2 separate regions of the Homo sapiens genome follow, and region 1 is linked to region 2. Evidence: chromatin contacts called from ENCODE Hi-C or POLR2A ChIA-PET data. All regions are on one chromosome and are shown on one strand. The core of a region is the stretch at or near the end of the contact, and the rest is flanking DNA. Distances in the headings are between cores, read along the strand shown. Region 1 has its middle 220 kb from the start of SMLR1. Region 2 has its middle 150 kb from the start of TMEM200A.

The links. Hi-C counts contacts between places; a loop is a spot of excess contacts on that map. ChIA-PET counts read pairs that join two places held with the same protein, here RNA polymerase II (POLR2A). Pooled maps may share reads with other maps.
Region 1: a loop to region 2 is called in a pooled map, with 7 times the contacts of the local background. The contact joins two enhancer-like sites. A Hi-C loop is called at or near these places in 1 of 168 maps with a recorded cell type or tissue (A673) and 8 of 50 pooled maps. POLR2A ChIA-PET finds 5 or more read pairs at or near these places in 4 of 52 experiments (AG04449, activated CD4-positive, alpha-beta T cell, activated CD8-positive, alpha-beta memory T cell and 1 more).

What each region holds. Positions count from the first base shown.
Region 1 is chr6:130,600,710-130,606,491 of GRCh38, reverse strand. No RefSeq gene overlaps it. Among named protein-coding and RNA genes, the nearest start is that of SMLR1, 220 kb to the left of the region's middle. RefSeq lists an enhancer at 3,333-4,532. Within about 2 kb of position 4,056, at least 6 of the 41 ENCODE cell types and tissues checked have a DNase peak (open chromatin) inside an H3K27ac peak, as active enhancers do.
Region 2 is chr6:130,514,495-130,520,421 of GRCh38, reverse strand. No RefSeq gene overlaps it. Among named protein-coding and RNA genes, the nearest start is that of TMEM200A, 150 kb to the right of the region's middle. RefSeq lists an enhancer at 2,060-3,259. Within about 2 kb of position 2,906, at least 5 of the 41 ENCODE cell types and tissues checked have a DNase peak (open chromatin) inside an H3K27ac peak, as active enhancers do.

The DNA of each region.
Region 1 (5,782 bases), core at 2,807-5,306, 85 kb before region 2:
CTCAGATTAAGTATACCATTATAAAAAAGATACATAGACTTAGTATTATTCCTTTAATTATTGGATAAATCAGATTTCCCTCTGTCTGTTTGCTTAAAAATATATCACAGAGGAATACTTTCCTTAGATTATTCTAAACCTTTTTGGGTAAAACTTAAGACTTAAACCTGAGACTTGGATAACAGTGCCTTTATAGATATGTAAAGACCAAAAAAAAAGTCCGCATATACCATTGAACTAAATCAGATGAAATTTAAGTAAGTGAATAACATATTCTACAATAGAGAAGAAAACAGACTGTTTAGGTAAAGGCATATGCAGGAAAGCACGATGCCTGTGGCCTTGCAAAACCATATCGCCTGCATAGTTCTATGCCTGAGCTTTGGCCCTAATACTCAGGGCTCACCTTGTTCCTCGGAGGCCACTCTTCTCCTATTCCCCATGACAACTGTGCTTCACCAGGACTCGACTCTACTTAATGGTCTTGACAATTGCTACTTAAAAGGTTATAGTCCTTTTGTTTCCCTATTTATTATATTTCCTGACTTTCCATCATTTATCGTTTCCTATCTGAGATACAGGAAGGACTTGATTCATAATTTGTTTTGCCCCAAATGTTTACTACACTATGAAATTATTGGTTTGGCTTTAGAGTGAAGGTGTGGAAATAAGTGTGTATATTTCAAGTTTAAATATTTAATAAAGGCAATTTGACTGTAACCATATCTTCTCTAAATGTTACTTCTTTCTCTGTTGAGAGTTGTCTATGGCCCCCAATGAAAGACCACCTGCAGTACAACCATAGCTAAACCAAATGGAGTTTATTGACTTGTTCCAATGAGGAAGACCATATACCATGGAGAGCTGTGGGGTGACTCAATAAGAACGTGGTAGAAAGGACCCACATGATCTGGGCTTGTGTTAGACAATTTTTGAGAAGATTCAAGGAAGTAGGTTTTGCTCCAGATTGGATGCTGTTGGGAAGCAATTCTATGACTGGGTATCTTTTATAAATCTTATCTATATGGCAGGAGGAATGAAGTGAGGCTAAAGCTGTAATTGGTAAAGAAGCAGCTTTCATATCAGCTAGGGTAGGGGATGTTTAATATTTTGGGGGGTTTGGACAATGTTCTTGTTTTTGTACAAGTTCAGACATCTTTTGGAAGTGTCTTGATTTTGTCATGATCTATCAAAGTCATACAGGGGACTTGACTGATGTGGGTGTTCTGTGAAATTGTGTTCAGCAGGACAGCACCACAACCTAGCTCTGAGTGCCAGGACAGTACTGACAGCACCAGGCAAGCTCCGGCCTGTCAAGATCTGGCTTTTCTCTTCTCTTTTTCAGAGTCCTTAACAAGATTTTAGAATCATTCAGCAACCTCCGAGACTATATCTCTCCTGACACCAATGACCTTGGCTTTGAATTCCTTGCTCAGTGAATGTGCTTAGAAAATGCTGGTTGGAGAGTAATTTCTCCCTTTTCTCTGGCCAGCTTGACCTTTAGGGTGACATTTGGCTGGATAAACAAAAATATCTTAAAATAACATAAATCTAATTTTAAATCTGCTTGGGAAATCATAAACCATTAGTAAAATATGTTCTCTTGGTTCTAAATATACTTTTTTAGTTTAGTTGTCTTAATTAGCATAATTTACCGACACTAAAAATAATTTCTAGAACAAAAGTCTCTGAAAGTAGAAGTAAAAAGAGCTCTTTTCCTCTGCATTTTAGAGCTCAATCTCCCACAACTTTACTACAAACACTTTAAAAGACTTTGGTGAAGTAGTGATCCTGATTTTAATACTGAGCTATTTTATTGTTATTGTCCATTAGCTATTTGGAATTCCTACCATGAAAGTACAGTGCTGAGGATGCATACATTTCTCTTGTTTTCAGCCTCAACATTCTTAGATGATTAGCATTTGACAGATGAAACATACAATGCTTAAGATGATCTTGGTAAAGACAATAATTACAGCTTATCACATGGTTGCACTTTAAAAACCTCACAGTGAGGAATGGTCACCAGAAAATGGGGCTCCCTGTTATCAGGAAGATGAATCAGAAAAAGAAAGGACTTTGATGGCAGAGGCCATTCACTCCACCAATCAATCAATTAATCCACCAGACAATTTAATGTCTATTCGTTGAATTCCAAACTTGAGCCAGATTCATTGCTGTATGCTGGAACACCAATGTGAGAAGGAACAGAGCTCCTTCTCTCATGGAGTTTACTGGAGTAGGTAAGGCAGACATGCAAATTAATGTCTGCATAATTGCAAATGGAAGCCCTATAAAGAAAGGGAACTGGTTTCCACGAAAGCATAGAACAGTGGGACCTGAATTAGACTGGACTTTCAGGAAAGACATTCTTGGAAAAGTGACCCCAGAACTAAGAAAGAGGAGTAGGTGAGACACTTGGGGAAAGAGGGAAAGGAGGATGGCTGAAGAATGTTTCAGACAGAGGGAAGAACAGAAACAAAGGCTTTGGGGCAGGCATGAGGAGGGCTTGTGTCCTGGTGTGGGCTCCCTGGAAACAGACTCTGAAACAGAGATTTGTGGCCAGGTGTTTATCGGGTGTGCTTTCACGAATAACACCTGTAAGGAAAGGAGGAGGCTCTGGAGTTGGAGTGTCCTTTGGAGCTGCCTAAAATTCAGGCCTCTGAGGCTACTTATGGACCAATCTTCTGTCCCGAGGTGGGGGCATGACCTTAGGAGAACCAGGTGAGGGCAATTCCCAAAGTGGGACTCAGGTGTGAGCTAAGCAGCTTAAATTCCTAGCAGCTGGGGGAAATGAGTGCCTTGGGCTTGAAAGGGGAGCTGGGTGGGATGCCACACAGGGCTCTGCTGCGATGACCTGCGATGCTCTGTGGGGATGGAGGTCAGATTGCTGAAAGGTAAGTGAGTGATGGGACAAGAATCTGGAAGTGGGAGCAGGATCCACACACACAGGGCCTGGCCTCCTAAGACTTTTTAGGGATTGTACCTTAAGAGCTATTAAGGGGAATAATAAGGGTTAGGGCCAGCATGGCTTCAGAGGGATGATGCATATCCTGGGCAGGGAGATACTCTAAGCTGCAGGGCGACCCTCCTGTGTTTCTGTCTCCTTTCAAATTAGCTCAGTGACTTGTATTAATTGTTCTCAAGGATACCCATTTTAGCACTCTTTTTGCTTCTGTTTTTTGTTTTTGAGACGGAGTCTCGCTCTTTTCCCCCAGGCTGGAGTGCAATGGCGCAATCTCGTCTCACTGCAACCTCTGCCTCCCAGGTTCAAGCAATTCTCCTGCCTCAGCCTGCCGAGTAGCTGGGATTACAGGTGTGTGACACCATGCCTGGCTAATTTTTGTATTTTTAGTAGAGACAGGGTTTCACCATGTTGACCTCAGGTAATCTGCCTGGCTCGGCCTCCAAAGTGCTGGGATTATAGTCGTGAGCCACCGCGCCCTGCCCCATTTCAGCATTCTTGGTTGTTCTCCTTCAGATTTCCCAACTCAGAAGCCAGGCAATACTATCGGTGAGAGAATTAAGCATATCTGTGGCTGTGGGCTGAAAGATACTTGCTTCCTCTCAGGGTATCCAAATGCAAATGTTTAAAAAACTCCCTGGAAGATATGCTGTATTTTATTGGCCATTTCCCCACCAGTACTCAAATGTACCATGTAATATAAGAACCCTTAATCACGTGAAGCATGTTATATGTGAGACTGTCATAATTGGTGTCAACTATGTTTAGTTAGAAAGATTTTGTGTTATATGTGGCTATCTTCTGTATCTCTATCATCCCTACCCTCAGATGAAAGGGCGTTCATAATACTAACCAGAACAATCAAGTTGATTTAGTAAAACCTCATCACATGCCTGATAATCACATATCAAGCATGCACACTTTGTATTTAGATGTTTGATTTGATATTTGGTGCTATCATTATGAATCAGTCTTTCCGCTTTCATGCTGTAGCGTGTGATCTTTCAGGAACTCCTGAGAAGCCACGGAAATGATTCTTGCTCAGCTCCTTCCCCTGGAACGATGAATCATGGTAACTCATAAAAACCAGGGAGAGCTCTTGTCTGACAGTTTAATAGCTTTCCCTTTAGTCAGTCGGTGTAAGAATCTAATTTTGAGCCTATTCATTTGTGAAAAAAGGTCAGCGTAATTTCCTGATAGCTCCTGTGGCCTCTCTCCAGAATGGGCTGTCTTCCATACATGACAATGATGCTGGTACCATGTTGTGCAAAGTTCATGCTCTAAGGTGTTTTTCCCCACTGAGTCCTGATCCTAGGTCCAGATTCACAGGCACAAAACCCTCACCGGGGCATCATTCCAGACCTTCAGCTCTCTCCCTCACAATCAATCATCATGTCTGGCCAGTTCTACCCCCTGAGCAACTCTCTTCTTTCCATCTTTTCTGCCTTCACTGTAGACAAGCGTACCACCATCACCCGTTGGTTTGACTTCTGTCCCCGTCCAATTCAGACAGGTAGCCTGTAATTCCCTCAGAGGCAATTCCTCCAAATAAAAATCTGATCAGGTACTTCCCTTGTAAAAACCCTTTAGGGGCTCCCATCACCCTAGATTTTAACACGTTTATAAGCCACACTTACGAGCCTTCACCACTTCCATCTCCATGCACATTTCTAGGTTCCATTGTAAAAGGAGACTGTCCCATCTGTCTGTAGGAAAAGTCTTTCAAATGAAAATATAGCCTGGATATTGTAGGCTACTTTTCCAACTAGAAACTTTGTAGGAAGGGCTACTCTTTAGGGGAATAGTCATGATTATTTCAAACTTAAATACCTTTCCTTTGCATTGTTGAGAATAGTATGAATCATCTCTCACATGAAAGGGCCTATTGAAATTATATATTTTAATTCAACAAACCCTAATATTGTATTGATAATAAAGATAACTGAAAACCCCTAACCCTGGGGAGATTAAAATCTGTAGGTGAAATAGGGACTCTTAAACAACTAACTACAGCTGCAACTAATTCTGTATTGGAGGTATAACATGCCGTGGATGATAATAATTCATTCTGACTGGAATATCAGTAAAGACAGCATCTGATCTTGGCTTTGGAGTAGAAAGAGGTTGTTCTGGATAAATAGAATATCAAAAGAGCTTTGCTAGAAACAAAGAGTTGGGGAAGATATCCAATCATTGGCCTGGAGAGAGAAGAATGAAGAGTTATAGCAGGAAATGGTCCTGGGAAGACAGATTATACTTAGGTCAGAGGAAGCTGTAAATGCCATTCTAAGTAAGAATCACTTACTTGATAGGAAGCAAGAGAGGTTTTGAAGGTCTGTTGTGGCAAATCTGGCTTGTATTTTAGGAATGTTACCCAGCTGTGAGAAGGAATGTTGGAATAGTATAGAGATTGGAGGCAAGATAGTGAGATAGAAGAGTGAGTCAGGAAAAGTACTACAATGAAGGGGACAGGCATGGGAGATACTGAATAATTGATGAGTCTTGGCTATGGGTTGTATATAACAGTGAGAGTAAGAGAGTTGGAAATCTCCTGGTAATACTTGTCTGGGCACGGTTAACGCTTCCAAGATGACTCCCAATGATCCCCACCTCCTGGTAGTCTCATGCTCATGTCATCCCCTCCCACATTGTACCAGGATTGGCCTCATTGACCAATAATGGCAGAAGTGATGGTGTGTGGTTTTTGATATTAGGTTATAAAATCAGTGTGCCCTTTTTCCTTGGTTGCTTATTCTTGAATATTTGCTTGGGGGAAGTGGCTGCCTTCTAGTAATTAGCCCTATGGTAGGCACACGT
Region 2 (5,927 bases), core at 1,657-4,156:
AAAGAGTGATGAGACACATCATCAGGATCTTCGGGATGATCCTATTAGAACAAGTTTCCTATGGCATAGGAGGGGCTTCTGTGAATGTTTATTCTACCATTTCTGTTACCAGGCTTCAGAAATGTCATCTGCCAAGTACCATTTAATTTTCCCATATTTCACTCTCCCTGAGGACAGGGAATGGATGAATAATCTTTTTTTTTTTTCATGTGATGAGCAAAACAGATCCCTTAGCCCTGACCTTACTCATTCAAATACCAAATGTACTTTATTAATTAAAAAATTATACTTAAAAATATACACAGTATTCTAAGATTTGTACTATATTCTTACTTGTCAATAATAAGACACCTAATGAGCCTATATTTAAGAACCATCATCAAGCAAACCTATTATTCTTAAAAGGCTACTGATGTTTTATACAACCTGCCTGAAAAATGATTTCATTTAGATTTATTTCATCTGTATCTTTACATATGGTTTTAGTTGTAATTATTAAAGCTGCCATCTAATTCCGTATATCATTTTTGTTTTCATAATGAAGAAGTCTATTTAGTTAGCAAAATGGTGGAAATGTTCTTTATGGTAGTTAATAGCCTCTGTAGGAAATATTAATCAGCCTAACAGACACATGAATCTGAATGCAATCTTTTAATAATTTTCAAGGATAATTTGGTTTATGAAAGGGATCTGAGGATATTATATGCCCATAGGACATTTTTGTCTAGCACAAATAACAAAGTATTAAATGTAATGCTTTTAATCCAACTTTTTCTGCAATCCCTTTCTTGAAACAGTAGTATTGTAAAAAGAAAATGAGAGTCAAAAGACTTCAGTTAATATCTTGTAACCAGCTGAGCTGTCTTAAGTAGATTGACCTCATTGGAATTCAGTTTTCTCATTTTTTTAAATGGAAAAAATAATCACGCATAATTTGATGTCAATGTAAGGATTAAGTAGCATAATTTATGTAAAAGTGCTCTGTAAAACCCTTTAAAAGTGTTAAAGATTATGATCACTCTCTGAAGTTTCATAAGGCATTTGGGCTTTTTTTATTTTTTATTTTTGAGACAGAGTCTTGCTCTGTCACCCAGGCTGGAGTGCAGTGGCATGATCTAGGCTCACTGCAACCTCTGCCTCCCAGGTTCAAGCGATTCTCCTGTCTCAGCCTCCCGAGTAGCTAGGACAACAGGTGGGTGCCATCACACCTGGCTAATTTTTGTATTTTTAGTAGAGGCGGGGTTTCACCATGTTGGCCAGCCTGGTCTCAAACTCCTAACCTCAAGTGTTTCACCTGCCTCGGCCTCCCAAAGTGCTGGGATTACAGGTATCAGCCACCACGTTTGGGCACATTTGGGCTTTTGGAAAGATACGTTCCATATCTTTCTGCAACAATTATTATCTCAACAATGTCCCAATCCATTGTGCTTTTTGCAATCCCATAGTCAGTTCACATATATTATTGATTTTATCTTTAGTTTGCCCATCTGTCAAATAGGGTGGATTTTATTTTCCTTATTTTATAAAAGAAGAGACAAAAAGAAACTGCTAGTTAAGTAACAGTTCTATCATCTCAATTAGAGTCTAAGCTAAGACTTAGACCACAGGATTTCCACCCCCCTCAGTCCCCTGCTCTTCTCTGAGGTCATCTGTCTGTAAGAGCTAGCAGTCCTTGCTAGTACCATCCTCCAAATGATTTTCTAGGTGCAGAGTTAAGAAAAATATCTTTTTCAGGGATGTGACTGCTTGCTTTTTGGCTGTGAGAAAATGTCTTTTCTGGGACACAGTGTAGCCAGGAGCAGAAAGGCAGGCACTCCTCAGCACTGGCTGTCCCCTGTCCCCTGGTGAGTCTGAGCCATCTCTTGGGTGGCCAGATCTATACTGTGTAGAGCAATTGTGCATGTCCTTCCAAACTGTTAAATAAGTCAAGTAAAAATAGATGTGTGGCAGCATTCTTCTATCCGACAAAACCCTCTCTGTGTCACATCACCTAGCAGCACACATTTATTGAGTACTTTGAAGGGGGATTGGGAAGCTGACAGGAAACAGGTGGTCTCTACCCATGCTGTGCCAGCTGGGCTGCTCAGGCACAGGACCAGAGAAAACTCACTGGACTTGAGCCTGGGTTTGGATCCTTCGAAGATGATGCTGCCAAGTTTCCAAAGGCAAAAGGTTAAGGGCAGTGTTGCTAGAGTTGCTGAAGCTGGAATCTAGGTCAGTACTGAGTGTAGGAGGAGGGCGTAAGTCCCAGTATTTCCAAGAGTGGGGTCTTATAGGTGGATGCACAGGAGGAGGTTAGGTTGGCAAGGTAGGAGACAGCATGAGTAAAGAGATGCAGATATTCTCTCAGTAAAATGAGTATTACGGGGTACAGAGGTACTTGTGGCCATCAGATCATAGAAGACTTGAGTGTCAGGTTAAGAAATTACTTCGTCTGCTAATTCATCATATCAGAACATAAGTATCAATACAATTTCCTTACAGTTCCTTTGAAAATATTACTGGTCATGCATTGTTACTCAGTGGATTAGGAGAAGGGAGAGTCCTCCCAAATAAAACCATCCTACCTGCTGGCACCCTCACAACCACTTTTTCCAGCAGAACAGGCCGGATATCCTAGGTTTTCCATTTGATGATGAGTCATGATAATTGCCTCAGATGAATTTAATGTGTCACAAATACCTGGCATAGACTCATTTCTATTTCTACTGAGAATTTGTTTTTTCTGAACCTTCAAATGTACCAGCTCATTTGTCTGATTTTGGTTTGCAGGGGGATGCTGGTTTAACAAATTGCCTCATTAGTGGTTCTATAATGGGAACACTTACTAATGCTGCTGGTTTCTTCCAGGTGCTGAGACACCTTGCGTTGTCACAGCACTGATGTGAGTCAGATACTAACAATGGTGTCCTTTGTTTTTATGAGAGATGAAACTGAAACACTTCTCATGATGTCGCTAGGTAACAGAATATATCTGCAATTTTCACTCTATAGGCAGACTCTCTCTTTCTTCCTATTTGTACTCATAGATTTTAGTTATCCATGGAGAAAACAGCACTAGGCATAGATTCTGGACTCGAGGGGCCTTGTGTCTACCACACAATAAATGTAGATCTTTGGTAAGTCGACTTTGCTGATTTCTGCCCCAGTTATATTATTGGTAAAGTGAAGAATTTGAAAAGAATTTAAGGTGGAGTTTCCCTTCATTATTCACTCAGCAAACATTTATTAAGTGCCTACTATGTATCAGGAACAGGGCTAATTCCTGGGAGTATAAAGCAGAGAAAATGACAGTCCTTGCCCTCAACATGCCTCCTGTCTAGTAGAAGGATCCCACACATGCTACAGAGAACAGTTAGTGAAATTATGGAATAAAGCTCAGGGAACTATGTGAATGTAAAATGAATGCACCAAAAATTGAGGATACTTTCTGTATTAATCTGTTCTCACACTGCTATAATGAACTACCTGAGACAGGGTAATTTATCAAGAAAGAGGTTTAATTGACTCACAGTTCTTCAGGCTGTACAGGAAGCATTGTTGAGGAGGCCTCAGGAAACTTACAATCATGGTGGAAGGGTAAAGGGGAAGCAAGTACCTTCTTCACGTGGCGGCAGGAGAGAAAGAAAGTGTAGGGGGAAGTGTCACATATTTTTAAAACATCAGAGTACGTGAGAACTCACTATCATGAGAACAGCATGGGGGAAATCCACCCGCATGATCCAATAACCTCCCACCACATCTTGCCCCCAGCATTGGAAATTACAATTCAACATGAGATTTGGGTGGGGACACAGAGCCAAACCATAACACTTTCTCACTGTATGAACATTGATGGCAAGTTTGAGTTCAGACTGCTAGACTGGCTTCTCTATTAGAACATTCACAACTCAACACCATTGCCATGAAATAAAAACAAGGATGTTGGATATGTTAAAAGGAATAAAAATCATTAAAAATTGCACAAAGTTAAAAAAAAAAAAAGCCCAACAGCTTTTTAATTCACACAGGAAGCAACACCTAGTGGTCAAGACTTCATCCTTTCAAGAAGTCACCTGGGATTAAATCCTAGCTCTGCTTTATTAACTTGATTATTTATGCAAGTTCATCTGTACCTTATTTTCTTACCTATAAAATGAAGAAGACAACCTATCTCACAGGTTTGTTGGAAGTAACAAGTGAGACAATAAAGGTTAGGTGTTTTATAGGCAATTTATAGACCTCATTTATTTTTTAATTTATAAGATTTCAACACCTTTTTGTAGGCCCTCAAAGTAGGACAAAATGGCTTTTATTTATTTATTTATTTTTGAGACAGAGTTTCATTCTGTCACCCAGCCTGGAGTGCAATAGTGCGATCTCGGCTCACTGCAACCGCTGCCCCGCTGGGTTCAAGCGATTCTCCTGCCTCAGCCTCCCAAGTAGCTGGGATTACAGGCATGCACCACCACGCCCAGCTACTTTTTGTATTTTCAGTAGAGATGGGGTTTCACCATGTTGGCTAGACTGGTCTCCAACTCCTGACCTCAAGTGATCCACTTGCCTTGGCCTCCCAAAGTGTGGGATTACAGGCGTGAGCCACCATGCCAGGCCAAAAATGGCTTTTAAATTTCAGTTGTCTTTAATACACATTGCTGGAAATTCTGTCTCATTTTTCTCTACTCATCAGTAGGAACCCTGAGTTGATACAGAGCTGGCTGTTAAAGTGGTGTTAACAGTATCGACATTGGTCTGGGCTCTGTAGCTTTAAAATAAAGAAACCAATTAGTACCTTAAGAAAATAAGATGGTCAAGAGTTTCTATATATGGTAAAATTTGTCATGGAAGTTCTAACTGGGGAATCACATTTGCTATTAATACTCTCCACCACCGCATCATAAAGATCAAAGTGCTTCCCTTCCTTGGATTGCGTAGGTGGCACTCCCACTGTCGGGTTTTATAAGACACACACTGTCAGCTGTGTGAGGTACAATGGCTATTTTCCTAGGGAAAGGAAATCTCAAGGACCAGCTGCATAAACACAAGAATGTATAGATATTTAATTCAACTTATGGCCTCCAAAACCATTAGATTCTTATAGCTGTACCTCTGTTTCATGTTACAGCTAAGTAGCTCACTCTATAGCCCATCCATGGAGACATTCTATTCTTTCTCATTAAGCACCAGGTAAGCCATCTATATTCCAATTGGAAAGCGCTTCTCTGCAGATGTTTTAAACATGATCTGCCAGGTCTGTCCTTTCCAGAGGCCCATTTGTGCCCTCTCTAGCTATAGATACCTACCCAGAGAGGTCCCCTAAAATGGAGTACTTCCTTGTTTTGTAAAAACCTTCCTCTTTTCCATCATCCTTCCTGCCCTCACTATCTCAAAATAGCAACTTTTACAAGCCAATCCATGTTAATTCATTTTTAAGGATGAGGAAACTGAACCCCAGAGCGTTTGTGAATATTGCACCACTTCTCATGGTCCCTGAGTCAGTACTCCATGCTTTTGCCACAACCCCGTACTGACTAGTTATCTGACAGTCTTTCATGAGGTCTGAAACATGTCTGAAACTTTTGCTTGTGTTAATATGAGAAGTCAACATTCACACTATAACTAGAATAAAGGGTGACTAGCCCTACGAGAGATTAAGATATTAATTATAAAACTACAGAAATCATGACAGCATGGTATTAGGGCAGGGATAAACAAATAAATAGAATTAATTAAATCAAGGAACAGAATTACATAGATATCACATTACAGAGCAGTGGGGAAATGAATCAAGAAATAGTCCTGGAAAAATTGGGTTCTATCTCAATAGGATGTATTAACTTAATAGGAGGTAAATAACTTGGAGTCCTACTCCAGCCAATGTTCACAAATGAATTCCAGGTGGACCAAAGGCAGAAATATGGAAAGTAAACATTTTATATTTATAGATG